2 separate regions of the Mus musculus genome follow, and region 2 is linked to region 1. A link is a loop called in an ENCODE intact Hi-C map of the cell type or tissue named here. Cell type or tissue: left cerebral cortex. All regions are shown on one strand. Each heading gives the region's core, and the rest is flanking DNA. Links, peaks and the distances in the headings are about the cores only.

Region 1 (16,647 bases), core at 7,225-12,224:
AGGTTAGGTGTTATAGATGTCCCCTAAGGAACAACTATACTGTAATAATCCACAATTGGCCTACTTGGCCAGAGGTCATGGCAAGCCGTATAGGCTGCAGATTATGTCATTCCTGGAAATCTCTAAGCCATGTATTGTCACCTGCCTGTCACTTAGTAAAGTACAATGATAGTAGCCATGACAACAGCAATCGCAGTAATGCATTAAGCACTTAACTGAGCATCAGGCTTGAGGCCCAGTATTTTGTATATAATATGCCAGTCAATTCCCACAGTAATTCAAAGAGCATCATCTGTCTCCGGAAGCAGATACCTTTCGTGCCTCCTAACACATTCGTGACCCACTTCTGACTTCAGAAGCAGCTCAGCAGGCTATGGCTTCCCAGAGGAAACTGGTGCCCTCCCTGTCCCCTTTACCCCTCCTCTGGCTCCCTCCCTCCTCCCCGAGACAGCTCTCAGTCAATGAGGGAGGAAGAGTCTGGGACAATATCTGATGCTCCACCCTCCAAAGGGATCTTTCTGGGTGCAGTTTCTACAGTTGACCTGAGAGTTCCTAACTGGCCTATCCCAGTCATCTCCAATAGTAACCAACTCCTTCAATCTGCCTCCTTTTCTCATTAAAGCTGCTAAAATTTATATCTATTTTAAGGATGTATGTATATATGTATTATGTTAAGATGTATGTAATGTATATATGCAGATGTTCCTAGAGGCCCCTTTAGGGTGTTGAATACCCTGGAACTGGATTTACAGACAGTTGTGAGCTGTCTAACATAGGTGTTGGGAATCGAACCTGCGACCTCTGAAGGAGAATAGTGTTCCTGATGACTGAGAGCATCCTCTAGCCCCATTTCTCCTTTCCTCTTATTACATTTTTGCCTGCTGTGGTCATTCTCAGCACTTCCTCCCACTAAGCTCTCTACGGTCAACCCACTGACCCAGGCCTTGACCTAGCAAGAACCCAAACAAATTCATCCTGTTTTTGTAGATAAAGAATGTGAGGTTTCAAAAGATTGGCATTCTCCCAAATAGCAGATGAGCAGTGCTTATGTAGGTTCATCTTGATTTCAAAGACTTTGTTCTTAATTAATGTCCTGGAGTGTAAATTGGGATGCAAGCGCAAAAGGGGAGGGTTTTAAGGGGAGTTCTGACTGCGTTGTTATAAGATACCCAGTTTGTGAACATCAAGCCTCTTGATTACCTCACTGGCATGAAGACTTCAGTGTTGTAAGTCAGGATTTAACCCCTTCTTCACTGGGCTGATGTGGGGCCTAGGCAGTGTCAGCTGAAGCTGTCAGGTTTACCTTGCCCAGAGAATATTTCTTGGCATCACAGAGCCTGTACAAGGAGAATCAATATCTATTACACCAAGGATGGTCCAAGGTGTGATTATTTCTTCAAGACTTTCAGGAGGGGAGAAAGAATTCTTCCTTTTCCAACTGCTGTTCTAACAGATGCTGTTAACTAAGCCCAGGAACTGTCAGTGGGTCAGAAACAGAGACATCCCAGTGGCAATGGAGACTTCTGAGGCCTTTTCCCCTCCTGCCATGATTTGAGCAAAGTTTAGGAAGAAAAGCAAGACCAGCCAGTATCCTTACCCATGTAGTGGTAATCCTCAGAGAAAGATAGAACATGGGTGCTCACTTGAGACCCAATCCCCATCCCCTTTCGGTCCAAATGCTAAGAACACATGCACGAAAGCCCACACAAGCTTGGATCTGAATCACAGATCAACAGCTGCTGCTGCACATGCGTGCAGCCCTCCACATGCGCACATGCAAGGGAAAGCTGTCCCAGAAGGCCTGTGAACGCAAACCAGCATTCTCAGATGGGAACTAGCACAGTGGACCAGCACATCCCACCACCAAAATGTCACTGGCCCCAACTGTAGGTGATTTGTGTTTATTTTATAATGGCTGTTCTCACGGAGTGCTCCAGGAGTTCATTGGGTCCCCACAGCCCTTCCAGGAGATCTCCAAAGTGGAGGCTGAGTTAGTAGCAATCCTGGAGTATTGCTTTTCTTGTCATCACCTCACAGAGTGAGAAGTTTCAAAAGCTACAGGATAGTGATGCCACAAAAGACTGAATGTGGGGCTCAATATGAGACTCTAGCTTCCTTCTAATAAAGCACACATCAAAAAGACCTGCAAAAATTACGAATGAGGTCCATCCTCTTAATGTAGCTTTGTCCTAGAAAATGCAATTTTTCATAAAAAACATGCCAACATGAAATGATTTGCAGCTGTTATTTTCAATGAATTAACACACATAATTTATGTTAAGTTGTTTGTACATTTTTTTTTTTTTTTTTTTTTTTTTTTTGGTTTTTCGAGACAGGGTTTCTCTGTATAGCCCTGGCTGTCCCGGAACTCACTCTGTAGACCAGGCTGGCCTCGAACTCAGAAATCTGCCTGCTTCTGCCTCTGCCTCCCGAGTGCTGGGATTAAAGGCGTGCACCACCACCGCCCGGCTGTTTGTACATTTTTAAGTCTCACCTTGTAGCCCACTATGTAGCTAAGACTGTCTTCACATTCATGGCTATCCACTCACTTCAGCTAAGGGTTAGCATTACAGGTGTGAGTCACCTTGTCTGGTAAATAATATAGTTTAAAATATATTGGTTTAGTCTCTAATTTGGTGAGTGGTGACAGGTACAACTCACATAAGCTAAAGTCTTAATCATTGGAGGAGATTACTGGTGGACAGTAATTTAAAATATGAAAGAAGCTTTTTAGGAAAGCAGCTTGCTATTCGGGGAATGTCTTCTCATCTAGCTCTCTTTTGTGGATGAAAATTTAAACAACATTCAAAGTACTTGAACTGTTGAGAGGAAGGGCCACAAGCAGAGGTCAGTAGAAAGAGAAGATTTAAAAAACAAAAACCCTATTGGATGGATCACAGGGCCCCCAATGGAGGAGCTAGAGAAAGTACCCAAGGAGCTAAAGGGATCTGCAACCCTATAGGTGGAACAACATTATGAACTAACCAGTACCCCGGAGCTCTTGACTCTAGCTGCATATGTATCAAAAGATGGCCTAGTCGACCATCACTGGAAAGAGAGGCCCATTGGTCATGCAAACTTTATAAGCCCCAGTACAGGGGAATGCCAGGGCCAAAAAGTGGGAGTGGGTGGGTAGGGGAGTGGAGGGGAGGGGAGGGTATGGGGGACTTTTGGGATAGCATTGGAAATGTAAATGAGGAAAATACCTAATAAAAATATTAAAACAAAAAACAAAAAACAAAAAACAAAAACACAGAATGTGATGGTTTGAATACGTATGGCCTCCAAAGACTGATGTGTTTTAAGGCTTGGCCCTCAAGGAGTGGCACTTTTAGGAGGTGTGGCCTTGTTACAGTAGGTGTGGCTTTGTTGGAGGAAGTGTGTCCCTATGGAGGTGGGCTTTTGTTGCCAGCAGCTCACAACGTGAACGATTCGACTGATATGGCTACTCGAGCTGTAAGAGAGGAATCTAGACGGGGCGAAAGAAGGAACAGAGCTAAGACAAATTCATTCTGATCAAAGCTCAAATTTTATTGTTGCGACACTAGTTATGAAGGAAGGGGGAGGGGACCCGATTCCCACTGAATAATCTCTGGTCCAGTAGAAAGGTGAGCACGTGTGTGGCTCTGAACAGCAAAGCGGCAGGTTCCAGCAGTGGGCGAGGCAGAACGAATGAGCAGGAAGCTCCACCCCTGAGCAAGCAGGTTTCAGGCTGGAGGAGGGGAGACTACAGGCTTTGAGGTCTTCTATGCTCAAGCTATGCCCAGTCTGGCACAGAGTCCCCATCTGCATCCTGAAGATGAAGATGTAGAACCCTCAGCTCCTTCTCCAGCACCATGTCTTCCTGGATGCTACCATGGTTCCTGCCATGATGATAATGGACTAAACCTCTGACCCTGTAAGCCAGCCCCAATTAAAGGGTTTCCTTTATAAGATGGTGTCACTTCACAGTAATAAAACCCCAAGACAGAAGTCAGGACCAGGAACTAGGGTATTGCTGTGATAGGCCTGGCCCTGCCTTTGTTTGGAGGCATGTGGATTTTGAGATTTTGGACTTGGAAAGCAGTGCAATATTTTAAGCCCTGCTTAACAGGCCATACTAGTAGAAACATGGAAGAAAGTGGTGCCGAGGGTGACTTGAACTGTGGGGGCCTGGCTCAAGATGTTTCAGAGGTTTTAGAATGTTGCCTAGAGATCATTCTTGTGATATTTTGTTGAAGATGTAACTGAATGAAATGGCTATGTTCCAGCCCCAGCATGTAGCAGAATTTGGCAGCTTCAGCCATGTGGTTCTTGCTTGAGAGTCAAGGATAGAAGAAAGGGGTTATGGAATCTCCTTCTGAAACTAAGGAGAGTCACCAAGGCCAGGCATGTGGCAGAGTTATCCCTGTATGGAGTGAAGCTGTGAAGGTGAAGCCTGGATTGCCTTGGAGACCCCAGGAGGTTAGAGATGCCAGAGCTGTGGGAAACCTGCCAAGGAAAGCTGCTCACAGGGAGTGGAACCAGGAAGGAGAAAGAAGTGTTTTAGGCAACAAAGCTGAAAGGAGTTGGAGATCTGAAGAGCACTTTGACATCAGCCATGGAGATGCAGAGTTGGGAGTTTGCCCAGCCGGTGTTTAGTCTTGCCTTTGTCCAGTGTTTCCTCACTGTGTCCCTTTCCCTACAGCTGGAACGGTGATGTATAACCTGTGCCATTATATGTTTGACGTATGTGATCTGGTTTTTTTTAATTTTGATTTTATAGGGGATTACAGTTAAGAGATGAATGAATCTCAAAAGAGACTTAGAACTTTGGACTTTTAAACATTGTTGAAACTGTGATAGACTATGGGCACTTTTGAAGTTGGACTAAATGCAATTTGCATTATGTTGTAGCTACAAGCCAATGGGGATCAGGGAGTGAAATATGGTGGTTTGAATAGGTATGGTTCCCAGAGACTTGTGTGTTTGAATGCTAGGAATAGGGAGTGGCACTATTAGGAGGTGTGGCCTTGTTGGAGTAGGTGTCACATTGTAGGAGAAAGTATGTCACTGCTGGGGAGGGCTTTTGAAGTCTCCTATACTCAAGCCATGCCTATTGTGGCACACAGTCTTCTTCTGTATCCTATGGGTCAAGATGTTGAACTCTAAGTTCCACTTAGCACCTTGTCTGCCTGGATGCTGCCATGTTTCCCACCATGATGATAATGGACTCATAACCTGAAACTGTAAGCCAGGCCCAATGAAGTGTTCTCCTTTATAAGAGTTTTCATGGTCATGGTGTCTCTTCACAGCAATAAAACCCAAACTAAGACACAGGATCTTACTATATAGCACTGGCTGAGCTAGAACTCATTATGTAGACCTGGCTGGCCTGAACTGGCCTGAGTGCTGGGATTAAAGGCATGCACCATTAGGCCCAGCTAGAAGAGAAGATGATTAAGAGAGAAAGGGGTAATGTGTTGGACTGTCTTCTAGGATGCTGTTAAAGGCTTTCTTGGAAAACATCTCTGATTTCAAGTTCATAATTAAGCAGGAAATTAAGGGATAATTTTCTGTGCAAAACAACAACAACAACAACAAAATCATGGCTGACATAAGAGTTGAAAGAACACATATCAAAGATTTTGTTTAACTCATTATTAATAAGTAAATTAAGCAGATGTCATAATGAGCTCAAAAATGGAAGTCAGAGGCAGAGACATTTATAGATTTGGAATACTGATGAATCTGCAAAGGGAAGCAAAACTGGCTTTGTTCATAAAGGGGACACAACTAGGCGAGCTTCTTCAGGCAGAATTCAGTTGTACAGCTCAAGTAAGAACCATTTCACCTTGTTATCAGTGGCCTACGTCAGAAGCTAGCAAAGAGCTTAAGGGCAAGCAAGGTATAGAGTTCCTCCAATAAGAGCTAATCAGTCTGGGAGCCATGTGTGTACTGCCCATGGCCCCATGGGTCACATGCAGCCAAGGAGAGTGACGGATAAGGCTCAACACAAAATGACGAAATGATAAACTCACTTTAAGCCTTATAAGGGCTTTTATGGTTTACTCGTTTATCTGTAACCAGACTGCATAGTTCTGTGTGATGTTTATAATTGACTTTGGGGTGTCACCATCAAAAGGTTAGGCACTCTTGCCTAGCCCGTTTTGTACTAAAACCTAGGATTTCCCCTCCAGTTATAAACCAGAGGTAAGGCAGAGGGGCTGGTATACATTTTATCTTAAGATCTTCTTGTTCCATTCTAATCCATAGCTCCTATCTTGGTTCTTATACACGGGCATTTTGGGGGTTTTCCCTCTAACTCTTGATACTAAATATTAGCATGGATTAAGTGCCTACTTGAAGATTTTAATATGAAATACCCCAACAGGCTCATGGTTGAACAGTTGGTCCCTAATTAGTAACACCATTTTGGAAGGCTGTGGAAACTTTGGCGGGCCTGGGAAGTAGGTCACTGAGAGACTGTCTTTGAAGGCTATACCTGTTTCTGCCTAGACTGACTTTCTGCTTCCTGTCCACCAAGAAGCAAGAAACTGCCTGAACATGCTTCCACTAGCTGGCCACAGAACCAACCTAGCATACTGTGGGCTCAATTTTCTGCAACCATGAGCAGAAATAGGTCCTTCCTGTTTTCCGCTGTTTCTGTCAGGTACTTTGCCAGGGTGAAAGTTTCTAACGTATCTGTACTCCTTCACAGAGCCCCAATGGGTAATATTCCCTTTCAGTGTGATATACAAGCTAGAAAAGTTGAGTCACTTGTACAAAAACCTCCATTGCCTCAATCAGTGCCTCAAACAGCATCTTCTCTCCTCCCTTAGTTCTGTACCAGGACACCAGAGGGCATGCTACACCCCAAGCACATCCTACAGTAGATATTCATGCCAGGGGAGCAGTTAACTCTGCTTTCTCTGAGAATCACGTTTCTATTAATCCCGACCTGGGTCCCAGTTTTTATGTACTCATATATTATACACATGAGTGTTTTGCCTACATGTATGAATATGAATCATGTGTGTGCAGTGTTTGCAGAGGCCAGAAAGGGGTGTCAGATCTCCCTGGAACTGGAGTTACAAAGGGGTTGGGAGCCGTCACGTGGGTGCTGGGAGCTGAACCCTAGATCTTCTGCAGAAGCACTGAGTCATCTCTCCGTTCCTCAGTCCCAGTCCTTAAAAGCTATCTCTGCTCAGCCAATACACAATGGCACCTTAAAGAGTCTTTTTTTTTCTTTTTGATCGTTTGTTTTGTTCTTTGAGACATAGTCTTGTGGTAGATAGTCCTGGGGCTCATTATATTGGATGTTAATTCCGTTCTCCTGTGAGTGGTTGTGAACAAGGAATGAGTCACCACTCAGGTGATTTCCTGTAGACCTGCTTCCCACCTTAATTTGTAAAATAAAGGAGAGCTGATGATTGGGCAGATAAAAGGGAAGGTGGAACAGAAGGTAGGGGAGGGAAGAAGGGGAAAATGGAAGAGGGAGAGGGTGTAGAGGAGGAAGAAGACTAAGAAAAGCAGAGCAGAAGCACATGGCCTGGAGAAACTGCAAGTTCTAAGTTCAAGTTCTGATAAGATGGAATGAAAGACCCACAATGTGAGGGCTCCCCCACATTCTGACTCAGGAGAGGCGACACCCCAAAATCACCCACAAGAAACGGGTCTTGCTGCAAATTGCAAGAGGATTTTTATTCAAGAGCGCTCTCGGGCCCATGGTCATACACCACACAGGGTAGAGGACCTTGGCGCTCCGAGTAGCTGGGTAAGGGGGTATTTAAAGGAAGAAACCAGAAACTCAAGGAAGTGGGGAGGGCGTTGTTGGAAGATACCAAAGATACCAGTTAAGAGTCACAAGGAAGTGTAAAGTTACAAGAGTCACAAGGAATACCTGGTAATTGTTAACTCTCAAGACAGCTTCTAAGAGCCCCTAACAATAGAACATTTGCATTGCAGGTTCTGGTAATGGCCAGGGTGACTTTCTTTGAATGAGCACTCTTTGAACCCAGGAAGCAGGTGGGTAGAGGAATGTCGCTATCTCTTTTATGATTAGCATACCTTTACAAAGGCCACATTCCCAAGCCTGGGCCTAAAGGCCTAGAATTCTGTTTTTACGTTGTTATACTTTCAGGAGAAGATGGTAGTGTAGCGGTAGATCTGCCCAATCTAGGCGCATGGCTTGTATTCATATTAACTGAGTTGTGTTGTCATTGCCGGGGCATATTTGGGAGGAGATTTACCACAACATAGTCTCTCTACACAGTACTAACTGTCCTGGAACTTACAATGTAGACCAGGCTGGCCTCCAACTCACAGAGATCCATCTGCCTCTCTTTCTGGAGTGCTCAAAGAAATGTGGTGGTGGTAGTGGTGGTGTGTGTGTGGGGGGGTGTAGTTTGTTTGATTAATTTTTGTTTGTTTGTTTTTAATTTTCTTGTTTGGGGTTTTGTTTGTTTTTGAGGTGACTATCTCTACATGGGCCCAGGAAGCAAATATTTATCCAAGTATTCCTGAAGAGAAACACAGACACTGCAGATGAAGTTCGAAGGTTGGGCTAAGTGTTGGTTTAGATCAGGGGTTAACAAACCAAAGCCATAGCCAAGTTCACCTGGTGTTTGTAGTATAATGATTAAAATTCTCAAAAGAGCAGGGCACTGGTGGTATACACCTTTAATCCCAGCACCCAAGGGGGCAGAGGTACTCTGAGTTTGAGGCCAGCCTGGTCTACAGAGTAAGTTCTAGGCCAGCCAAGGCTACACAGAGAAACTCTGTATACAACAATAGCAACAACAGTGATAGATAGATAGATAGATAGATAGATAGATAGATAGATAGATAGATAGATTTTATTAAAAATATGTATCAAGGGCTGGAGAGATGGCTCAGCCGTTAAAGGCTAGGCTCACAACCAAAAATATGTATCAAAAGAGAAGTTTTGACATGGAAATTACTTAGCACTCAAATTGCAGTTTCTGTATTTTCCTTGGATGGTTTCATCCATCAGTGTGACATTCTTGCTCCCTGTCTTCAAGCTGCAAGAAAGGCAAAGTCTAGAGAACAACAGCTTCTTCACAGCTCCCAGCCAGCACTGACTTTCTACTTGGGAATAATTTCTCAGAAAGCTTAGATAGCTCTGACGAACCTAAACACTGCACATCCTAAATCCCACAGATTTTTGAATTATGTAATGGGAATGAGGCTTGGAACCCGGAGCTTGAATAGCACTTTGGAAGGCTCTCCACTGGGCTTCCTGCACTTGGCACCTCCGCAAATTTGTGGCTGTTCTGGTTTGTGTCCTGTGTAAGTCTGCTTGAATTTACCATTAATTACAATAATTAAAATCACGGAGTCTCCTCGGTGGGAATTTTCCAGCTCCTAGACAGAAATATTTTCTTACAAGCTCCCTCTACTGGCCTGTTCTCAGAAGGACACTTCTTTCTCTCTCTCTCTCTCTCTCTCTCTCTCTCTCTCTCTCTCTCTCTCTCTCTCTCTCTCTCTCTCTCCCTCCCTCCCTCCCTCCCTCCCTCCCTCCCTTCCTTCCTTTCCTTCTTTCTATTTAATTTATTATCTTTAATCGTTTTTTTTTTTACAGTCCAGTCATTATCCTCCTCCTGGTCTACCCTCTGACAGTTCCTCATCCCATTCCTCTCCCTCCCACCACCCTCCTCCCACCCCTGTCTCCGAGAAGATGTCCCTACCCCTCCACTCCACCTCACCTCCCCCACCCCACCTGGGTAGGATTATTGATTGTTCCTCTCTCTCTCGTCTGCTTGCACAGTACCTTCTCACACTATGAAAGTCATACTTCTGTGTCTGAAGTATGTGGTATCTTCAGCAATGAGATCTTACCTTCAATTTCAAGGTGATAACCAAGGATTATGACAATACCCTAGATGGTTTGGGGATGGTGTCTCTTGGAATCCCCTGATCAACAACTGAAAGGGAGATTTCCCATGCCTGGCCATGGGGTTAGAACACCGTATTATTTTATATTTATGTATTATTCATGCTTAAAATTCATATATGATAGATAAATACATATAAATAATTTAATTGAAGTTACTTCACTTTGGGTGACAAGAGCTATAGCTATGTTCAGAATCGCCACTGTAGGGACCCAGTGAGAGAACTATACTCCCTTTAAATGCAAATGAGTAGCAAGTCTAAGGGAAGCTAGAGAAGCTGGAGAAACCTTGGCCAACAATGCCTTCCTAAGCACAGCTCCCAAAACACCCTGCTAATGAACAGGTGATCTTGCTGCTCACAGCCTTGGGAAGGATGGTCACGTGCAAGCAGGGGCAGAGTGATGTTTGCTTGTTAGGTTGTAAACAGCCCCTCTAATGTGGGAGAGGCAGGCCTGGTTGGAACTGGTTAAGGACTGTGTTATAATATGTATAACTGTTGGAAACAACAAAGTTATGAATCTAGAAGTATAAATTGTTTGTTAGTGACTTAACAAAACAAACTGAAGTGACTGTGGCCTGCCTAGGCATGGCAAACATGGCTCTGGCAGGCCTTGCCCTTCCCCATTTCCTCTGCCTTATTAAAAACCCTTAGATTACATTCCTAAAGCTAACTACCAAGATCTATTCCCTTATTTGGCCACTTCCTCCTCCTCAGGCTAACTACCAAGGTCCAGCTATCAAAATACTAAAGTCCAGATCAAAAGCCCCATTTTGGCTGTTCCAATTAACATGCCCAGTCAAAATTAAACACCTCATTTTAACATGGGATTTCCCCTTTTACCTTTACAAACTGCCATTTGCCTATGGGTCATGTCTGTCTCCTCTTTATTCAGAGGCAGTCCTTTGTCCTTCTCAGGCTAATACTCCTTCCCCCATCTCTTGTTCCTGTCCCCTTCTCCATTGTCCTTTATCTTCTATCTTTGTCTCTAATTTGCTGCCTTTTGTCCCTCTGGAGCAAATCTCCTTTGTACCAAATACTTGTCTCTTCAGAAACCTCCCATAACTTTCTGCAATAAAACAAAATTCATAATTTGTTTTACTTAGCAAGGCTCTCCAGACTTTTTCATTCCAGAGGCATCACTGAGCCCCGAAAAGTGTCAAGATTTGACTTGGTACTTAGACTTTCACCCCAGCTGCATGATGATAAGTGGATGCAAAAGGACCAATAGTTGGAACGTTTTGCTTGAGATAGCAGAGACCAAGGACTTTCACTAAGAAACTGGCTTGGTGGATGGAAAGGCCTCAGTGCCTTAGTGGATATATTAGTCAAACTGTGTTGTTATCACAAAATGCCTGGCATAACAGTTTATAAGGGAAAGGTTTATTTGGCTCTCATTTTCAGAGGTTTTGACTGTAGTGAGGAAAGCTTGGGCCATCAAAATGACTCTGTGTGGCTAATGAAACTCCATTATATGCTAAGCATTCATCTTGGTACTTGCCAGCCATTGTCTCTGACTCCACTCCCTGAAAGATAAGTTCCCAGTAACCCTGATTCAGTGACCACCACCCAGAAATGGACAGCTATGACTATCTACTTGTTATGATATGACTAACTGCTTTTTTACTTCTGCAACTTGCTTACACAGATACACAAAGATTGTTTTGAATTGCCTTAACCACTTAATTTAGCAGAACAAAACAGTATTTACTTATTTACAAAGATATTGAAGGTTTTTCCCTTTAAAAGTCCTTCTGCATGCCCCTCCTTCACAACAATCTCAAATTTGACTCATAGATTGTTTGTCCTTCTAGCAGCTAGACAATAAATTTTAAAGTTATAGTTGGATTAACTCTTTTCCTGGGTCTTTTCCAGGGATCACAAACGCCATGATGTTTGGAGGCCCCAGCGAGATCCCTAGGAGACCTTAGACTCAGGGCTAGGGGTCTGGAATAAGCCCCACAGGGAACAAACCCAAAGTGGACTGGATAGGTCCCAGGGATCCCAGATTGCAACTGCCACAAATTTGTAAATTGAAAGTAAGAATGTTGTCCTTACATAGACTCAAAGGACTATGCTTATACTACTGAGGGACACTGTGTTTCCATGTGTGCTTCTTATGGAGTGAGAAAAAAAAAAAAAAAAAAAGAAAGAAAGTAAGAATGTGCTTCTAAAGCTTGGACCTATCAGTGAGTTGTTCTGTCCTACTTTGAAGTCTAGACATTTGGAGAAACAAAAAGCAAGATATAACAATATTGTAGACCCTGTCTCTGGGATTGAGGGGACACCCTACTGTCCTTTTGGTTTTAGTGTATAAGTGAAGATATGTCTGAGTTCATCTTTTTTTCTTTCTGATTGTGTTGTTGTACTGTCTTTTTCTGTTCTCTGTTGTATTTATCTTTTCAAGTTTTGTTTCAGAGGTAGGAATTGAATTTAGCACAGCCAAATAGCCTCTGAGCTCCATGTAACATTTTCAGGATTTCTGGGATAGATTGTTCCTGGCTGCCTCTACACTAACTCCCCACTGAAGCTTGCTCTGTCCATTTCATTGGCTTGCGGGGACCTGCCATTAAAGTCCTACAGATACATCCGGTACTTCTCTACACCCTCCTGTTTGAGATCCTTTTTCCTCACTCTTATTTAAAAAAATTTTTTTTTTCTAGCTTTTTTGCCAGCTGGCTCCTGTCAGCTGGTTATGTGAAGTTAGGCCTTAACTGCACGAAGCCTCAAGGTTTTCTGGAGAAACTAGGGTATACATGCTAAAACACTAAAAATTAGGATGAAGCCTACCTAAGCAACTAAGGGAAAGCTGTTGTTATATGTAATGGGTAAAGGCTCTAGATATTATGTAAAACACACCCCTCCAGAAAAAAAATTCTTACAACAAATGGTATATTTATTTGTTACTGTTGGATTTCAGACCTGGGATAAGGAGCTGAGGTGCATATTTTATATACTAAAGCAGGCCTGGCCTCCAGGTTCTCCCAGCATTCCTCAGTCCCTATCTGGTATACCCTGTTCCCAACCCTGAACTCTCCAGTCCAGGGGCTAGTATGCCTGTCCCTCCTACCCCAGAGACTCTTCCCTCTATTCCCTATATAATCCAGACATATTTTTTTTGTCTCCTCTCTGTTGCTTTCTTTCCACCCCACTTCTGTCACTTTCTCTCTCTTTCCCCTCCCCTCTCTCCCTCCTCTTGGCAGCTTCCCTGGCTTCAGTCCTTGGAGGCCAGTGAACTTGCCCAAGAGCAGTTTCCTAATAAACCTGCACTATATATATTTTAATCTGGTTTGAATAGGTTCATTTCAACAACAGAGAAATAATTTATCAGTGCCCCATATTATTTCAATTAAAAAAAGGTTTATACAACAATTAGCATGGTTAAATATAATTGTTGATGTCCAGCTCTTTGGCTTCTGCCCCTTTCTTGGTTCCTGTTTACAAAATTGTTCCCTCACTCAAGATAATGGATACTCAAACTTTTGCTAAAACGGAAACTTTCTTTCTCAGGATCTGTAAGGCCATTTCAAGGTGAGGGTGGGGAGGACCTATAAAATTCCAAGTAAAAACTTTAGCTTAAAATTTTTAATAAAAAGGTTAATAATTAAAAATTAAAAAATAGGGCCGGGTATGGTGGCGCACGCCTTTAATCCCAGCACTTGGGAAGCAGAGGCAGGCGGATTTCTGAGTTCGGGGCCAGCCTGGTCTACAAAGTGAGTTCCAGGACAGACAGGGCTATACAGAGAAACCCTGTCTTGAAAAATCAAAATAAATAAATAAATAAATAATAATAATAAAATTAAATTAAAAAAATAAATAAAAAATAGGTAATCATAATTTGCTATTCATGCTTATATGTAACTTGAAATCAACTCTGGTCATCTTTCTAGACTAAGGAGATAGCAACAGGTCCCCAAGATATTTTGGATTAGGATAGATTTTTATGTGATAATTTTTGTCTTAAAATTTTAAAATAAAAAATATATATGTTTAACAAATAAGATGTATTTGATAAATAAGGTTCATAAATTCCAAAGTTCTGTCTACCCAGATTAACAATAACTGAAATAAAAATGTATACCTAGCTTCTTTATCTTTGCTAACTTCATTAAGCCTTAATTATTTGGATAAACTGAGTCATACAAAAAAGTATAATAGTTTGTAATGGTGTACTATGAAAAAAATCAAAAAATCAAAATAAGGTTTCTGATCTCTCTATAAATTACATTTATAGTTTTTTAAATCCCCAGTCTCTCTATGGGCTACATTTATGACTTACATTTCATTTTGATACTAAGAAAGCTTCCATTCAAAAATTATAATTTCTGAGACTAAAACTTAACATGGATAAAACTGTCAAATCTTAATCTTATTAAAGCGGCTAACATCTTATAAACTATTAACATAATTAGGGCATGGAAGTTAATATTCAGTCATCTTATAAATGATCACATTCTTTAATGTGCTCAAAACTATGTAATCATGCTAAGTACAATTGTAATTCATTTTCAGGGACAAGCTTTTAATTTAGCTCTCTGTATTAAACCTTAAGCAAGTAACTAAAACCAAAAAAGTTTGTTTAGCTCATATATACTTAATAGATAATGGTACTCAGACTTCTCAGAGATCTACTGAATATTGCATTTAAAATGTTTAATGAAAAAAGCTTACTATGAAAGACAGACTCCAGCTCCTAGCAGTGACCCCAAGGTCTCTAAAGAAGGGGGCACAATGACTCCACCAGGACTATGGCAACACTAACCACTGGATTAAACTGCCTCAAATGCCTTATTGGCCACCAGGACCCAGCCCAAACTTTGGAGAGTTGATCACCCCACGTTGCCTATAAAAGGCGAGTCAGTCTTCCAAGTCCCTTGGCCACAGGAAAGCCTCTCAGATCTTCTGGGCCTGGCAGCCAAAGACTGCCACTGTCCTGGGACCTCTGCCCCCAGTGAAGCACCCCTGGAGCCTGATGGGGTGACTGTCTAGGTGATGGATAAGTGTCTGCCATTTTAACTGGTATATGGGCCTTTTGGATTATGCTTCCTGCTATAATTTATTCTTCTCAAATCTCTGATGGCTAACTGAGCTTTGTTAGTTTAACAGCAACAGGCAACCTGCTCCTTTCCCCAAGGCTGCAGTCCGCTAAGTTCATTTCATATGTAAAAATCAGGCCTTGCTGTCTCCTAGGAGCTACCATGTCTCCTGCTGAGAAAGGTTGGTAGGTTTGCCTTGCTAACAGTCTTCATATTAAAGGATAAACAGGTTCCAGATGTAACGTTTTACTGTTCCTTTATTTAAAAAGAACTTGCTTTGCAATAGCTGCTTTCAGTAATAACTACTCGTGTCTCTGATAAATGATTAGATAAAAAATGGTTAAAAGTCTACACGTTCTGAGTGTCCAAGGAAGTGTTTTAAGGAGTATAAAGGTCTGTAGATACGAACACTTAAGTAAGTTCCCCGGGGGTCTAAGAAAATGATTTAAAGTATGTAAATGCAAATTGTAACAGTATAAGAAAAAGATTTAAGGTATACAGAAAAATAGAAAATATTTCTGATTTCTTACTCCCTTCTATGGTATACTTTACTAAGACTTCAAAAGTTGAGAGTTTTAATATTCGTCAGTGGAGTTCTGATAAGCTGGTAGGGCACTGACTCCTTACTATTCAGTCACAAGCTCAAGATTTTAATTTGTCTTTGGTTGTCTTCTAAATATAGACATAAGGGTGCTTCTCATTGGCTAAAAACATCTCTACAATCTCTATATTTCTAGCTCTCTGGACAATGGAAAAAATGTTCGTGTTTTTAACCCAAAGCCACAGCTTTAGCTGTGACTTAAACGAGTGAGTCTACTCTGGCTGTCTTACAGAGGCCTGTTAGCTGATTTTCCTATAATGTGGACTTTAGTACAGGTTACAAACAGTGGTAATGCTAATAGAGCTAAAACGTTTATCTCTTTTTGTGAACTAAAAACAATCAGGTAAGCTTCAAGGAATTGTCGGAGTCGTGAGCCTTGGGTCTGCCTCTCACAGGTTTAATGGGCTCCAGCTAAGTTCCCCAGCTGCCTGTCCTTGAGGGTAGGATCTCTCTCCAGCTCTCCTCTAGTCTCAGGACTCCTCCACTCCCCCAACTACCAGGATAATGGGCCTAAAATGTCCAAATGTAGATTTCCCTTTAAGTTCTTAAGCTTTAACTTCTCTTCCTAGTCTATATAATTGTTCCAGTAGATTTCCAATCAACTAAGACTCCACACTGCTCCAAACATACCAGCCTCAGGTGGCCCTTCCAAACCAGCAAGTGCCTGGGCTTGAAGTCAATGTAAGCCAGACGCTTCTGACAAAACTTCCTACCAGTTTGAGCCCTAGCTTTGGACCAGCATGTCAGACTGTTCCAAAGCCACCCATACTTCATGAACCTCAGATGGTCCAACAAAACCTGGACAACAAACCAGATGTACCCTGTCCCCCTCCAGGCCTTTGTCCATCACCCCAGCCTTTCTGGGCCTGACAATGATGTCCTAGTTTGGCTAGGAAGCAGTTACTGATGAGACTACATCATCCTTTATCATTAACAAAAGTCTGGAATGTTAGGTCCAAAGAAAACCAGTTCCCCTCTACCAAAGAAGACATGTTCCTATCACTGTCAAAAGAAACAAATGGTTGTCTACAGTGTTCAGCACATCAAAGCTCATGCTGGCCTCTAGACACCTTCAGTCCTACAAATACCTGTTAAAATTGGAGAGTTACAAAAAGGGTTACTTAAGATGTAAGGGAG
Region 2 (16,647 bases), core at 7,054-12,053, 45 kb before region 1:
TATATCACTATCCCTAGCTCTATTTTTTTTTTTTTAATTTTGAGACAAAGTCTCAAGTTGCCTGAGTTGATCTTGAACTCAAGTTATAGTCCAAGCAGGTCTTGAACTGAAGAAACCCCTGACTTGACCTCTCAAGTAGCTGGGGTTACAGGCCTCACCACCTGATGTAGCTTTTACAAAAGAACACTGAATGGTGTACAAGAAGTGGACTGAAGGAGGCAAGGGCAAAGTTTGGGACCACAGGCTGCTATTTATATGTTCTAGAAGGAACAAAATGTGAGGTGGTAGTGGCAGTGAAGAGAGGGCTGGATTCTGAGTGTATTCTGGAGGAAGAGTCCTGGAGTTTGTCGGTCTAGTGGAGAGCAGATGTGAGAAGAGATACTCATGGCAGGGAGGTTCCCTGAGAGTTTTCAGTCTGAACCTTTAGAAACACAGAGCTTAGGATTGTGATGGCAAAAGCCACAGGAGCCAGTCTGCTGGAGGGAATCAACAGTCCAGACTGAGTGACAGCAAGTGGGGGCTGCCCATTCATGTAGCGAGGGCAGGCCGGCGGTTGGATACATGGCTCCAGAAGTCAGACAAGACTGGTGCTGGAAACATAAGCCTGGGAGATCTAAGTTGGTTTTTATAGTCACGGCAATGAGTGGGATCATATAGGGTGATGAACATGAGTGTAGACAAAAGCAAACAGACTAAGATGTGGGGATCCAGGAGATGGTGGAGACCAAGCAGGCACAGCTAAGAAGGAAGTAATAAGACAGTAAGACAAGAATCCAGAAACACCAGTGCTAACAACCATTGATGTGGTCAGAAGTGCCAAACAAGCAGAGTCGGGCAATGGGCTAAGAACTGAAGGATCAGGACAGCACTTCCAGATGTGAAGGCCACAGAGGCCTGAGTCAGCTCTGAGCAATGTTGCTAGTAGTGCAACACAGTGCTGATGTTATGGAGAGTATGCGAGTTACTCAAACAATTAAAAACAAACAGATTCCATGACACAAGCTTATAATCTCAGCAGCTCAGGAGGCTGAGGTAGAAAGCTTGTGGTGAAGCCCCCAGCGAGGTCTAGTAGTGCAGCAATCCCACTTAAGGATGGACATCTGAAGAACTGCAAGGTCGACCTTGAGATGCTGTTTATAGACGTGTGTTCCCTGCAGCAGCATCTGGAATAGCAGGTGGTGACAGGGACTCCGCTGTCCATCACTGGCTAGCTGGATAGCATGTGGCGTATACATTAGAGGACATTGGGTGTCCTGCTCCATCACTCCTATCCTTTTCCTTTGAGACAGGGTCTATCATTGAACCCAGAGCTTGAGCAGCCTCTTGTCACGAATAGCACTGGAGTTACATGTCCAGCCATACTGCCTCCCCCCTTGTTTTAAGAACATGAGTACCAGAATCTACACTGAGGCTCATGTCTAGTCACCAAGCACTCTTACTGAATCATCTCTCTAGCCCTTTTGTTTATTTCTAAGATGAGAGGTGGTTTGGTATGTCTACATGTTGATGAGTGTTCTCCGATAAAGAGACTCGAGCACCTATTGATGTCAGAGAAAACCAGGAGCTCAGGGGCAGGAGGAGATGGTACAGGACAGAAGGATTTGGCACAGGGCAGGAGGAGATGGCACAGGGCAGGAGGAGATGGCACAGGGCAGGGGGAGATGACACAGGGCAGGAGGAGATGGCACAGGGCAGGGGGAGATGACACAGGGCAGGAGGAGATGGCACAGGGCAGGGGGAGATGACACAGGGCAGGAGGAGATGGCACAGGGCAGGAAGAGATGGCACAGGGCAGGAGGAGATGGCACAGGGCAGGGGGAGATGGCACAGGACAGAAGGAGTTGGCACAGGACAGGAGGAGATGGCACAGGGCAGGGGGAGATGGCACAGGGAAGGAGGAGATGGCACAGGGAAGGAGGAGATGGCACAGGGAAGGAGGAGATGGCACAGGGCAGGAGGCACTCACTCACCCTAGAAGCCAGGCTTAGGAAGGATGCTCAGGTGGGGTGGGGTGGGGGAGGGGACATCCAGGAGGGCGGATATGCACATTCTCATCTAGTTGTTGCTGTTTTCTCTCTGAGATAAGAAGCAAATTGACCAGCTGAGAATGAGCACAGAGAGCAAGGGGGTACAAGAAGAGCTTTGAGGAAAGAAGAAAAGGGTGGAAAAATCATTCAAAGGGAACTGGGGACATGAGGGTGGGAAACAGGATCCACTGTAGTGAACTCTGGGTTCTCATAGAGGTGGGTCCTGTGGTCTGTGCTCACTTAGCACTCTTACTGTTCCAGACTCACCTAAGTGTCCTGTCCAGCCAGGACTCGGGGGCCTTACCAGCTGCTGTGGTAGAAAAAGAACCAGGCAAGGCTGCTGGGAGACTGGGAGGCTCCTTGACATATGATGGCATGTGAGCCTGGTTAAGTCTCTGTCCAGTAGCTTTGAGGGACAGTTCAAAGGCAGAGAATTCAGTAGATTGCAGTACAGGGTAGGGGGTGGTAGCTGGTAGGGGGGTTAGGGGTTGGAGGTGGTGGATCAAAGAGAGGAGAGTCTGAGAATAATCACCAAGAGTAGCCTGGAAACCCAGGAGTGATGCCTCCAGTGAGAAGGTCTGAAACTCCCTTTTCACCCGGTTGCTGTTGGCCTCAGAGATTTTCCATACATTTCCGTGTCTTTCTCAGGGATTTGCTTTTGGGGGGTGTGGCCTAACAGAGTCCAAATCTGTGGGATTCACTGATACAGGAAGAGGAGCAATAAATACCATACCAGGTCTCTTGAAGAACTAAAAGAAAGAACCAGAAAGGAAGCAGCATTCATGAGGATAGTACCGGAAGTCCCAGCATGAGCTAGCTCACGCATAGTCACTCAATGCAGCTGAAGTTCCGACCCAGAGTTCTAGCTTCTGCTTTCAGTACCAAGCCCTCTCCGCAGGGTCCCTCTCCTCACCAATGCTCTCTGTGCCCTGAGTACTGTGACACATCTCAGTCCGCAGCCTCCTGGCCTCGCTAACTTTCCAGCTTCTGAGTCTTTCCTTTCCAGTTTCCATCACAAGATACCACACTTACAAGAGAAAAACATCCTCTAAAAATTCCCGGGCGAGCCACACAATTATCCCTCTCCCCCTGAACAACATTAAACCTGTCTTACTGAAGTGCGGAAACCCACTCGGCAGGCAAACACTCCGCACACTCGAATCAGGGAGCCTTTGTAGTTCACTTTTCTTTTCCTTTCATTTTAAGTCTTCGTAAAGCAGCCCAGAAATAATAATAAGGTGAGCCAATGGAGGCCAGTGCCTTTGATCTCCTGATATCAGAGCAGACCCACCCCGTCAGGGAGCGCAGTCCTCAGTGCTGGAGGGCTACTCACAGACCCACCTTCATGGTCTCCTCTCAGGTTGCTGTAGTTGTGGCTGTTGATTTGAAGGGAGGGAAAGACAACTTCGTGAGAAGTCTGGACGTCAGTAATGCTTCCAGCATTCAGGAGAAGGGTTGTCAGAGGCTTTGCTTTTCTTTCTTTTTCTTTCTTTTTCCTTCTTTCTCTCTTTTTCTTTCTCTCTCTCTCTCTCTCTCTCTCTCTCTCTCTCTCTCTCTCTCCCTCCCTCCCTCCCTCCCTCCCTCCCTCCCTCCCTCCCTCCCTTCCTTCCTTCCTTCCTTCCTTCCTTCCTTCCTTTCTTTTATTAGATATTTTCTTTATTTATATTTCAAATGCTATCCCCTTTCCTAGTTTCCACTCCGAAAATCCCCTATCCCCTATCCCCTCCCCCTGCTCCCCAACTTCCATTCCTGGCCCTGGCATTCCCCTATATTGGGGCATAGAACCTTCATAGGACCAAGGGGCCTCTCTTCCTAATGATGGCCAACTAGGCCATCTTCTGCTACATATGCAGCTAGAGACACAAGCTCTGGGGGTACTGGTTAGTTCATATTGTTGTCCCTCCTATAGGGTTGCAGACCCCTTCAGCTCCTTGGGTGCTTTCTCCAGCTCCTCCGTTGGGGGCCCGTCAGATGCTTTTCTAAAAATTTAAGAAACAGTAAAAAAAAAAAAAAGTACACCTAAGTAGGTCAAAGATGCTCTTAAGTACTGGGTTCTGACCTTTTTTTTTGTTTGTTTGTTTGTTTTTTTTTTTTTGTTTTTCGAGACGGGGTTTCTCTGTGTAGCCCTGGCTGTTCTGGAACTCACTCTGTAGACCAGGCTGGCTTCGAACTCAGAAATCTGCCTGCCTCTGCCTCCCAAGTGCTGGGATTAAAGGCTTGCGCCACCACTCCGGGCGACAATTTATTTTTTGTACTCATATTTTCTAAGGCAATTCAGATACACTTCCTATCTCTTGTATTTAATTTACCCAGAACATAAGGGTTGTCATTCTACAGGCTGCAGATGCCTCATATTTCATACTTGCTTAAAGTAAATGAAAGAAACTGATATTAGAGCCTTTTTAAAATTTGCTTATTCATAGAAAAATCCTTAGCCAGTTCCTGGAGAAGGCCTTCTTTCATGAGCTACCACCTGCAAAAAAGAAAAAAGAAACCATGTTTATTAAATAAAACAGTGTCACTCTGAGTACATAAACCTGTATGACATTGTCATAGTCAGGGTTTCCATTCCTGCACAAACATCATGACCAAGAAGCAAGTTGGGGAGGAAAGGGTTTATTTGGCTTACACCTCCATATTGCTGTTCATCACCAAGGAAGTCAGGACTGGAACTCAAGCAGGTCAGGAAGCAGGAGCTGATGCAGAAGCCATGGAGGGATGTTACTTACTGGCTTGCTTCCCCTGGCTTGCTCAGCCTGCTCTCTTATAGAACCAAGATTACCAGCCCAGAGATGGTCCCACCCACAAGGGGCCTTTCCCCCTTGATCACTAATTGAGAAAATGCCTTACAGTTGGATCTCATGGAGGCATTTCCTCAACTGAAGCTCCTTTCTCTGTGATAACTCCAGCCTGTGTCAAGTTGACACAAAACTAGCCAGTACAGACATATACTTAAAGTATTTCATTGGTGGTTATAAAAAAGATCTGTTTTGGATAGATGGTTCTGTCTACAGGAATACTTTTAGGTTCTGTTCAACCTAGGGACTTAAGGATTTTTTGGTGTGTTACCTAAGGTCAGTTAAGGTTATAACCTTGGCCTTTTCAGAACTGCTCTTGTGACCTAGGGGGTCTTATTTCTATCAGGGTAGGACAGAATGGAAGAAAATGAGCATCAAACATGGTTTAACAGCTCCCTAAGATGGTACATGCAATGATGATGGTGGTTTGTGAATCTACACAATTACTGGCTACTCCAAAGAGATATGGTGTATGTACATCATGTATATATCAGTCTTATCTATAAAACTCAGGACCCAGAAGTGGGGATGTTTTGTTCTGGACTTTGCAATACTTTCGTATATAGTGAGATATCCCAGAAAACCTCAAGATAATTTTATGTAGTGTTTTTAGTATCCCTGTGTTTTGCCCACAACCTGTCACAAATGTCAACTATGGAGTTTTGTGACCTCTTGGCCACATTTTGCAGCATTTCAGAGTTCAGATTTTTGGATGAGCAATGTTCAGCTTTTTTGTGAAAAATGGATTCCCAGTTCCCAAGTCAACATCCTTTGGAGAAGATGAGCAGCAAAACAGCAAAGGCGATAGATAATTGTCTACTTTCTAGCTTAGTGGCACTGTGGGTGGAAAGGTTGCATGCCCCGCCCACTTTTGTCTCTTACATTTGGCCTCTAATCACTCCTTATGAATAAAAGGATTTTGGCATGACCATTTATTTTATGTACTTAAAGAGAACATTTTAAACAGTATCGATTGCAGAATAAAAAGAGGCTCTGGCTGTGCAGTGTTGCTGAGGGAACTGCTTGTTGGGAGGTATGATATAAATATTGACACATGAGTGACAGGGAAAGTTGAAATCACTTCGTTTTCTAGAGGAGGTGTGTGTATAGTGGTAACTCTTGCAATGTAAACAATAACTCACTCCAGAGAGTCATCCATTGCACAGGGACCAGCAAATGAACACTTATTATTTAACATCCCCCGCCCTCCCATCTGCAATCCTGTTAGGTGGTACCACCCAGGAACTTTTCTCACGCAGGCCCAGGTTCAAATATCAAGTTCCCTGACCGTGCCTCTGGAAGGTTCTCCACCCAGCTCCTGTCATTCCCTGGCATACCACTCTAGTTCTTTTTTCCAGTGTACTATAATCCCTTAATGTAGTATGCGACCGATTAGTTATCAACTGTTTCTTTCCTTCATTAATACAAACTAATAACAGCAGCTTGAAAGTGCTCCTAATGTGCTCCGGCTAACTACTGTTTAATGAATGAAAGTCCTCCATAGCACTGTGCACTCAGCCTTCCTCTACACAGTAAGTGCCCAGCCTCGAGGACGAGCAGAGCATCATCAGCACAGACTCCTGCTCTACCCTACCATGCCTGCTCCTGGATACATCTGACTCAGTAGCTCTTTGGTGGTAGAAGGGTCATAGGACAACATTCGGAGAGGGAGCCACCCAGGCTCTGAGTCTGGCACTTCTCACCTCGGAGCAGTCATGCATTCTTGAGGCAAGCAACAAGCCTGACACTAGTGTGCCAACTTCTCTCTTACCATTTTCTGGAAACCACTCAAAAAGGGACTAATCTGCAGGTGACCAGATACAATCTAGGTTGGGGTTTTGCCTTTTCTGGTAGCCGGTGACACACATACTCTGTTAGGAAGTGCAGATTTTGGCCCAACTGGGAGCTCCTCTGTCAGGCTATGATCACTAGTCTCTCTGAAAGAATTACGAAGTCAAAGGCCCATGTTCCTGATGATGCAGAATGCATGGTTCAGCTTCCTTTTGTAAGTTTCGGGTTAGGAAGAATAGGTAGCACATTGCCACTCAGTTCTCATTGTCTCTCTCTTCTACATTATCTCCTCTTCTTCCTTCCTTCCTTCCTTCCTTCCTTCCTTCCTTCCTTCCTTCCTTCCTTCCTTCCTCCTTCCCTCCTTCCTTCCTTCCTTCTTTCCTTCCTTTTCTTCCATTTGTGGTGTTAAAGGTTGAACTCACGACCCCAGGCTTCTTGCTTGCTAAGCATGTGCTTTACCACTAAACTGCACCTCTAATCCCACTACCTCCCTGTTTTTCTTTTTTTAAATATCTCTCTTTCTCTGTGTGTGTGTGTGTGTGTGCACCTGCTGAGAAGATAATGTTAACTAGTATGTGGTCATTTGCTGGTCCCCATGCAATAGATGACTCTCTGGAGTGAGTTATTGTTTACACTGCAAGAGTTACCACTATACACACACCTCCTCTAGAAAACGAAGTGATTTCAACTTTCCCTGTCACTCATGTGTCAACATTTATATCATACCTCCCAACAAGCAGTTCCATCAGCAACACTGCACAGCCAGAGCCTCTTTTTATTCTGCAATCGATACTGTTTAAAATGTTCTCTTTAAGTACATAAAATAAATGGCCATGCCAAAATCCTCTTATTCATAAGGAGTGATTAGAGGCCAAATGTAAGAGACAAAAGTGGGCAGGACATGCAACCTTTCCACCCACAATGCCACAGCGCATGTGCAAAGGCTCTTGGGGAAACCTGGAACAGACCGTTTAGTGAAGATAGATACACAGCTATTTCAGTGATTCGTAGCAGGTCTAATGAATATTGGATAAATGTCTGAACAAAATAATGATCTTTAATACCAGCCAGTGCCAGGCGTGGTGGTGCATGCCTTTAATCCAGCAGTTGGAAGGCAGAGGCAGGTGGATTTCTGAGTTCGAGGCCAGCCTGGTCTACAGAGTGAGATCCAGGACAGCCAGGGCTACACAGAGAAACCCTGTCTCGAAAAACCAAATAGTAATGATGATGATGATGACGATGATGATGATACCAGTCAGCAAGCAAACAACAACAAAAAGTCAGAGAAAAGGCTTGGATTATCCTGGTACAGGTTTCTAGACTGTTGTGGATGCAAAATCACTACAGCCGCTGCTATAGGCACGAGCTACATTGTTGGGAGAACAGAGAACTTGGCTGAAGACCAGAGCTGGTGATGTGGGCCCAGGGCAGGCAGCATTTCTCTTGCCAGAAACACTTGCTGTGGGCTCTGCTGGACCTTTGCATACAGGAAACAGGCCTGAGGAGAGATACAGCAGCCAATTCCGCAAGCCTGCTTGGGAGGCTTGCCAGCTTATCCTGTGGTACAAGGAAACCTTTACACAGGCCATTTGTGGACATGGGTCTGCCCTGCAGAAGGGAACAGTGAGAGGAGCTGTTTTTCTAGCATCATTGAGAAAGCTCACAGCGTGTTCTAGAATCTGCCTAGCAGCTGGTTCCCATAGAAACTTTAAATAGACTACGTGGTTGTTGCCTCTGGATGCCACCCGCTAAGCACTCAATAAATCCTTGATAATTTAAAATCATGACATGATCACCGTCATCTCTTTGACAGATTGATCATGAAAATTAGAAATTTCAAAGGTAGACATGGAGATTTCCTTACTTTCTCCTTGGCAGCTCCCTCCCCCGAACCATCTAAATTCTCATTCATTATTTAAGTCTTTATTACTGGAGTTCACAGATTTTTCTCCTTTGCCTTTCTCAGTCCATGATTTCTTTTCCATGCTCTTTGCTGTACAGAATGTAGATGTTTATATAGTCTTTTTAGGTCACCATGCGCAGGGGTGGTTCCGTAAACCGTAGTAGTTACTGTTTTCCGTAGTTCACACAGCACTCTATAATTTACAATGGACTGCTGCAAGGCTAGGCACACCTGTGCAATGCTCACTTTATAGCTAAGCAAGAGAGGCCCTAGGAAGACTGGCATTTCCACCCTGTCATAGCTGGAAGCTCCTGTGCCAACTAGAATCTCCTGTCTCCTGATGCATGCTTTTTCGGTCTTGTGTTGTTTATCACTTGCATCAAGGGAACTCCCAGGCAATTCAGAAATGAAAGCAAATGTGAGTGGAAGAGCCCCAGGTCACACTTGGAGAGCCCAGCATCTCTGTTGACCAGCTGCTTTGTCTCCTTTGGTAAGCCAGCATGAACATTGGAGCCTCCGTAGGAAGCTCAGCCAGGGAAGTCTACCAAACCCCAGGAAGCGGGTTCAGGTTTGGAATTTGTTGAGGATTTAAGAATGAAGCTCCAGTTTCTTATAAAGAAATTAATTAGCCAATAGATAATCTCTTCAAGGAAGCAGAAGGCCACATGCTGCCTTCAGATCCCCATTGCCTGCTGCTACAGAGGATTAGACATCAGTAGGTTAACAGCCATTGCCATAGAAACTAGTTTGTATTTCTCTGACCTCAGAATCCTGTGGTTTGTGATCAAGGCTTCCTTCCATACACATAATAAGTTTAAAAAAAAAACAACATATATATTACAGAATACTAATCTTTTCTTGGTGGGAACAAGGCTTACCTAGTATCCAGAATACCATTTACTGAGACAACCAGGGCTTTATTTGAAGCTCAGATGAAAACTGAAAGCTGATATGCCATCTTAGCCTGGCAATACAACCTCTTCTGTTTCATCTTACAAAATTGGTGATTTTGAAAGGAACACTTTTATTGAGGCCTATGTTTTTCATGAAGGCCATGAAAATCAGCTAGCCCGTGTCCACAAGGAAGGCTCCATCTTGTACAAGAGAATGCTTTCAAAATAATGCTGTCATTTCTGTCCCCGGCCACCTGCAGGGAAGCTATGCAGAGTCTTCCTCTCTGTCCACACCACGGAGTCAGCCCCCCTGCAGAGTGGAAGGAAGTCACTGGGATGTGCTTTCTCACCCTCCCTAAGAGGCACTTCCTTCCCATGGAAATACAAGTGTGAGTCTGAAGTCATTCTCTGGGCCTGTTTTCTTCCCCTTTAGCCCGATCGCAGGTCTGGTTGTTGGTTTCATTCACATGAGCTCCCCTGGAAGCTACAGAGCCCCACAGAGCATAAGAAATGAATTTTATGTGTGTGCAGACGAGTAGACATGTGCCACAGACCCCAGATTAGGACCAGACTGGTGCTTTGAAGATGTGACTTGAGAAACATCTAAAGAGAGTCTTTCCCAGGCAGACAGGAACATTTTTCTCACTAGGGGGCGGGTGGCGGGGGGGTGGGGGGGTGGGGGGGTGGAGGGAGCTAGTGCTCGAACTTCCCCTGGTAGTGCTGAGGATTAAGTAGGGTAATGCTGGAATGAACCTGGCCCAACTGTTACACATGGCAAACTTTTGGTGTACAAGTGAAATGTACTCACATGAACTCCTTGTCCCTTAGTGAAAGAGTAGAGCCAGAAGACAGACTAGGGCTAGGGACTACTCTTGAGAGATTTCTATTTCCTTATCATCAAGCCTGCTCTTTAGCCAGCTTACCTGTGAACTCCCTAAGGCTACCTAGGATGGCTTCTCTTTTTTTTTTTTCCTGTATCCCTTTTTTTATTAGATATTTTTTTATATACATTTCAAATGCTATTCCAAAAATTCCCTATACCCTCCCCCCGCCCTGCTCCCCTACCCACCCACTCCCACTTCTTGGCCCTGGCGTTCCCCTGTACTGGGGCATATAAAGTTTGCAAGACCAAGGGGCCTCTCTTCCCAGTGATGGCCGACTAGGCCATCTTCTGCTACATATGCAGCTAGAGACACGAGCTCTGGGGGTACTGGTTAGTTCATATTGTTGTTCCACCTATAGGGTTGCAGACCCCTTCAGCTCCTTGTATGCTTTCTCTAGCTTCTCCATTGGGGTCCCTATGCTCCATCTTATAGATGACTGTGAGCATCCACTTCTGTATTTGCCAGGCACTGGCATAGCCTCATACAAGACAGCTATACTCCCTTCAGCAAAATCTTGCTGGCATATGCAATAGTATCTGGGTTTGGTGGCTGATTATGGGATGGATTCCCAGGTGGGGTAGTCTCTGGATAGTCCATCCTTTCGTCTTAGCTCCAAACTTTGTCTCTGTAGCTCCTTTCATGGGTATTTTGTTCCCTATTTTAAGGAGGAATGAAGTATCCACCCGTTGGTTTTCCCTCTTCTTGATTTTCTTGTGTTTTGCAAATTGTATCTTGGGTATTCTAAGTTTCTGGGCTAATATCCACTTATCAGTGAGTACATATCTAATGACTTCTTTTGTGATTGGGTTACCTCACTAAGGATGATATAGGATGTCTTCTCTTGCTGTGTCTCCCCAGCATTCCTCTTGCCCCTCTCTGTTCTGCTTCCCATCTTTTGGTTTTCCCTGTCTTTTACACACAAGTCAGTGACCTGTAGAACCCATGATTGTTCAGCACCTTCTGTGTCTAAGCTCCTACATACTGTTGGTGTGGACACATATACACCATATATACACATACTGTGTGTGCCCTGCCCCATCTGTTTTCATTCTGTGCCTCAAACCTTCTTAGTGCTGCTCAAAAGTGAGGAAAGGCAAGGAAACAAAGACACCATGAGTCTAAAAAAAAAAAGACCTTTGTGACTACCCAGTTGTTGAAATACTTGGCTGGGGCCGAATGAGTGAAGATGCATAGCAGATTCTAATCCAGGTACCCTGGGGCTTGACAGTGTTAAAGGAGAAGGGGTAACACTTGATGCATCGACACATGTGTGCTGATTTGAGAGATCCCTCACTAATTTGCTATTTCCAAGTCCAAGTGGCCAACTGGTAGCAGGAAGGGATGCAAGACTAATAGCTGCCATGAGACTCTGCCATGGGCAGAGTCATGTGATACCATTATTTGATTTAGAGTGCAGTCATCATTTGTCCAGATGTTCACTAATATCCTGATGGTGAAATTATAAGTACGTATATGCTAATCTCATCAGTATATATAATACTATGAATCTGATGATATATGATATATAATATATGATGTCATTTATATATACAATATATAATGTCACTTATTTGCAATAAATTTGAGTAAGGGTAAAAATGCAAATGGCAAATTACCCAAGCTCCACTTGGATGATTATGGTGTGACCATTTAGCACAGATATATATGCAAAAAATCATTGTAAAATCTCCAAAAAATTTTATTGTATGTATGTATGTATGTTCTGGGTTTTTTGAGACAGGGTTTCTCTGTGTAGCCCTGGCTGTCCTGGATCTCACTCTGTAGATAAGGCTGGTCTCGAACTCAGAAATCCATCTGCCTCTTCCTCCCAAGTGCTGGGATTAAAGGCGTGCGCCACCACTGCCCGGCCTCTGAAATATTTTTTAATTGGGACAATTTAAAATTGGTCTTCCAATTTAAAATGAACTAACCACCATGCACGAGTGATATGGCTAGCTGACCAATGAAAACAACAAAGACAATATCAAATGGCTGGGAGACTGTACCCTGTAATTTGTATTCCAGATCTATAAATTGTTCACTACCAGTTTAATACAAAACAAACTAATCGAACACACACACACACAAAACACCCCTGTGGAAAATATCAAAACATGGTGCAGGGAAATTCACAGTTGTAATTTAAAGTTCCCAGGGAAAACTGTCAGAATGCTTTAAAAAACAAACAAACAAACAAAACCCATTAAAGGATGAAAAGAATAAAATTCTCCACAATTAACTGACACTTTCTAGGGCATTTTCAAAACACTTATTTATCTTCATGTCATGGAAAGAAAGCCTGTGTGACAGGGAAATGTGTGGCTCTTTAACCGAAAAGTTCCTCCCAAAGAAAATGGAAGAGCTGAATGTGTCTCAAAAGAAAGGAAATAGTTATTGCCCCCATAGTACTTTCCTAGTCCTTGGATTGGGTGGGGACGCGTATAGATTGGGTGGACCTTGAATAGAAGGTCTTGTGTGTTCTTCGTGGGTTTGGAATTCAGGTGGGATGTAGCATTCCTGCAAACTTCTACAGTCCTTCACATATAATCTCTGACTGTTCTAGAGATATCTGTTATTTGTGGGGGTGTTTAGGGTTTTGTTGTTGTTTTGTTTTGTGTATGGGCAAATCCAGCTCAACCTAACTCAGTCTACCAGGATGAGGCGCAAAGAGACGCTGTTCTACTTTAAATGATCAGGAATCCCAGATCCCTTAAGCACAGAGATGCTAATGAGAATCATGAGCTCTTATCCCGCATTTCATCGCTAGGACAGTCATGGGAATCATAGAACATCAGGCTCTAGGTAGGTGGTGGATGCTTTCCCAGTGGTGTGTGTTCTGTGAGCATCTTTGTTGTTTGTGGCTTGATGGCTGTCTTTTGAGTGTTCTCTCGCTGAGGGCGCCAGGGGCACTTGGAACAGCACGCTTCATTGTTAAGTGGCATGCTGCAGAGCATTGGTGTCTGCCTCAGCACATTACATACCACTTATGTCTCCATTCACTATTACAACTGGAAGTGCACACACTTGCAGATGCCTTCTGCTATCACTGCCAGGGGGCAAGCAGGGGGGTGCGGGACAAAGATTAGATCCACTTGAAATTGCCATAAAGTAGATTATGCTAATGGAAGAAGTAGTGGGAGAGAGTTAGTTAATTAGTTAGTTCAGGAAAGTAACCACACGCATCCCATGCTACATGATGGCTGGCAAATGATACAGGCTTGGTGACTACAAGCTAGGCCCAGGACATCTTGCTAGTCCAAAGAAAGTCACTCTAGCATTTGTCTGGCTTTTGACCATCTCTGCAGCTGACTCCCAGAAATGTTCTCAGGTCTTGTAGCCTTTCCCCCAAACAACTGAAACCAGACTCAATTTTCTCTGCCCTGTGGACTCCTAGAAGAGATGACCATCACTGCCCAGCACACCTCGTTGGAGGCTTGAGGGCTCAGGGCTGGACTCTGCAGAACTCAAATACATCACCAAGGACCAGGCTGGTGAGAAAGCAGGGAGTCAGTGTGTAGAAATGATCGCTTTAGGTTTGGGTTTGGCTTTGTTTGGTTGGGTTGGATTGGGGTTTTGTTTGGTTTGGTTTGTTATACTGGGAATTAAAATGAATTGAATTGAATTGAGTTGAATTAAATTGAATTCAGGGCCTTGGCATGCTAGGAAAATGCTATACCACTGAACCCAACCTGTATTTTAACACAAAGACACTTTCTTTTTTATTATTTTTTTGTCACTGGTCTTTAAGAGGTATGTACAATCAGAAGTTTTGTGTGATCCCAGAATTTCCCTTATTTTAGAGCCATTTCAGAATTAGCAAGCTTGTATTTGTTTCTTCTCTCTTAGAATAAATGCTGTCCAATTAGAATTACCTGTAAAATGGAAGAGAACATTAGTAGTGTTGACTATGGTTTGGTGATTTGCTATTGATGTGCCTAAGCATCCGATGGGATGGACCTCTCTCTTAAATCCGCTGTGCTCACGACGTACACAGTACATTCCTCAACCATGCTTCACCATGTATGTATGCAACTGCTTCCAACTCAGGCAGGGAATTAGTGAGGCAACATCTCGATACATGAACAAGAAATGATCCGAAGGGGAAATTTAAGAAAATGGTTGCTCTTATAATTGCATCAAAAATGATATCTAGTAATTAGTCAAAAATAAAACTACAATGAAAACTGACAAACATTGCTGAAAAAAATTAAAGAATGCATAAATAGATGAAAGGATATTCCAGAGCCAGGGATTGAAGAGTGACCACTGACATGCCAATATTACCCCAAAGAAATTTATGTTAATAACACCTATGAAAATTCCAACAATGGTTTTAGCCAAATTAGAAAAATCTCTTATATAAAGTCCCAAATATCTGAAGCAATTATCCAAAAGGACAAATTAAAGTAGCCCTCACACTTGCAGTTTTCAAAACCTACTACAACTGTGTGGTCAAAACAATTTGGCAGAGCTGTGGAGAGAAGCCACCTGTCTTGAACCAATGGGACAAGAGAGAGAACTCAGAAACGTGTCTTACATATTCAGACAATGTGTGACAAGGGTGCCAGGACCATGTATCAATCAGTTGGATCTGCAACAACAAGAAAACAGTCAAAGGTCCTCTTCCTGCTCTGCTGGTGTCAAGCTTTTCCTCACTTTTCTTGGGGGCTGGGGACAATCCTCTCTTCTGTCTCCTCCTAATCACATTGTGGGACCTCCCTCTGCATGATGTAACTCTTCCCAAAGGCCCCACTTTTAAATTGGGGAAAGGCAGTAAGCTTTAACAAAACAAACTTCTAGTTTATAATTAGTGAAGGAAAAGATATTTTCAACAAATGGGGTTGGAAAAATCAGATAGCCATAGGCAAAATAAAGATATATACCTGACATGATAAACAAAAATTAATTCAGGATGGATTAAAGAAGGCTCAAGGCTGGGATGACTCATCGTGTGAATGTTTGCAAGTAAAGATGTATGGAGAAAGGAGTACACTGTGGGACACACTATAGCTTCTACAGTGAGATGGTTTTGTTTTTGTTTTATTTTATTTGTTTATTTTATTTTTATTTTCTTTTGGAAGGGGGATTGCAAGAGTGGAGGGTGGAAAAGAAGGGACGTGGAGATGTGTTGGATTGGGCTGCATCATGGGAAATTCACAAAGAATCAATAAAAAGTTTTTTTAAAGGAGCAATAAACTTGATATGCCATATTTGGTTGATATTTATGGGAAGCCTGCCCTTTTCTGAAGAAAAATAGAGGAGGAGTGGATGGGGCCAGGGAGTGAGATGGGGATGGGCAGGGGAGACTGAGAGGGGAAGAAGGAGTGGATGGGGGCAGGGGTGGCGGTGGGGAGGAGAGAAAGTAGGGCAAACTGTAGATGGGATGTAATAGATGAAAGGAGAATACATTATTTAAATTTATTAGATATTTTCTTCATTTACATTTCAAATGCTATCCCAAAAGTCCCCTATACCCTCCCCCCACCCTGCTCCCTTACCCACTCACTCCTATTTCTTGGCCCTGGAGTTCCCCTGTGCTCCCTGTACTGGGTCATATAAAGTTTGCAAGACCAAGTGATGGCCGACTAGGCCATCTTCTGCTACATATGCAGCTAGAGACACGAGCTCTGGGAGTACTGATTAGTTCATATTGTTGTTCCACATATAGGGTTGCAGACCCCTTCAGCTCCTTGGGTACTTTCTCTAGCTCCTTCATTGGGGACCCTGTGTTCCATCCTATAGATGACTGTGAGCATCCACTTCTGTATTTGCCAGGCACTGGCATAGCCTCATACAAGGCAGCTATATCAGGGTCCTTTCAGCAAAATCTTGCTGGCATATGCAATAGTGTCTGGGTTTGGTGGCTGATTATGGGATGGACCCCTGGGTGGGGCAGTCTCTGGATGGTCCTTCCTTTCATCTTAGCTCCAAACTTTGCCTCTGCAACTCCTTCCATGGGTATTTTATTCCCTATTCTAAGGAGGAATGAAGTATCCACATGCTGGTCTTCCTTCTTTTTGATTTTCTTCTGTTTTGCAAATTGTATCTTGGGTATTCTAGGTTTCTGGGCTAATATCCACTTATCAGTGAGTGCATATCAAGTGACTTCTTTTGTGATTGGGTTACCTCACTCAGGATGGTATCCTCCAGATACATCCATTTGCCCAAGAAATTTATAAATTCATTGTTTTTAATAGCCAAGTAGTACTCTGTTGTGTAAATGTACCACATTTTCTGTATCCATTCTTCTGTTGAGGAACATGTGGGTTCTTTCCAGCTTCTGCTTATTATAAATACGGCTGCTATGAATATAGTGGAGCATGTGTTCTTATTACCCATTGGAACTTCTTC

What was found. Peaks named below come from ENCODE experiments on the same cell type or tissue, not always from the same donor. Only the 100,000 strongest peaks of a DNase experiment are listed, where the experiment ranks them.
Region 2: a loop joins it to region 1, with 2.9 times the contacts of the local background. A loop is called at or near these places in 2 of 42 quality-filtered maps.

What each region holds. Positions count from the first base shown.
Region 1 is chr14:19,852,052-19,868,698 of GRCm38, reverse strand. No RefSeq gene overlaps it. Among named protein-coding and RNA genes, the nearest start is that of D14Ertd670e, 21 kb to the right of the region's middle. In left cerebral cortex, for the core only: a CTCF peak has its summit at 9,342 (motif pointing left); DNase peaks (open chromatin) are centred at 9,229 and 9,289; H3K4me3 peaks cover 401 bases; H3K27ac peaks cover 547 bases.
Region 2 is chr14:19,897,315-19,913,961 of GRCm38, reverse strand. All of the region lies in intron 2 of Gng2 (guanine nucleotide binding protein (G protein), gamma 2), which reads left to right. Among named protein-coding and RNA genes, the nearest start is that of D14Ertd670e, 67 kb to the right of the region's middle. In left cerebral cortex, for the core only: no CTCF peak of the experiment used is centred there; DNase peaks (open chromatin) are centred at 8,130 and 9,714; H3K27ac peaks cover 1,639 bases.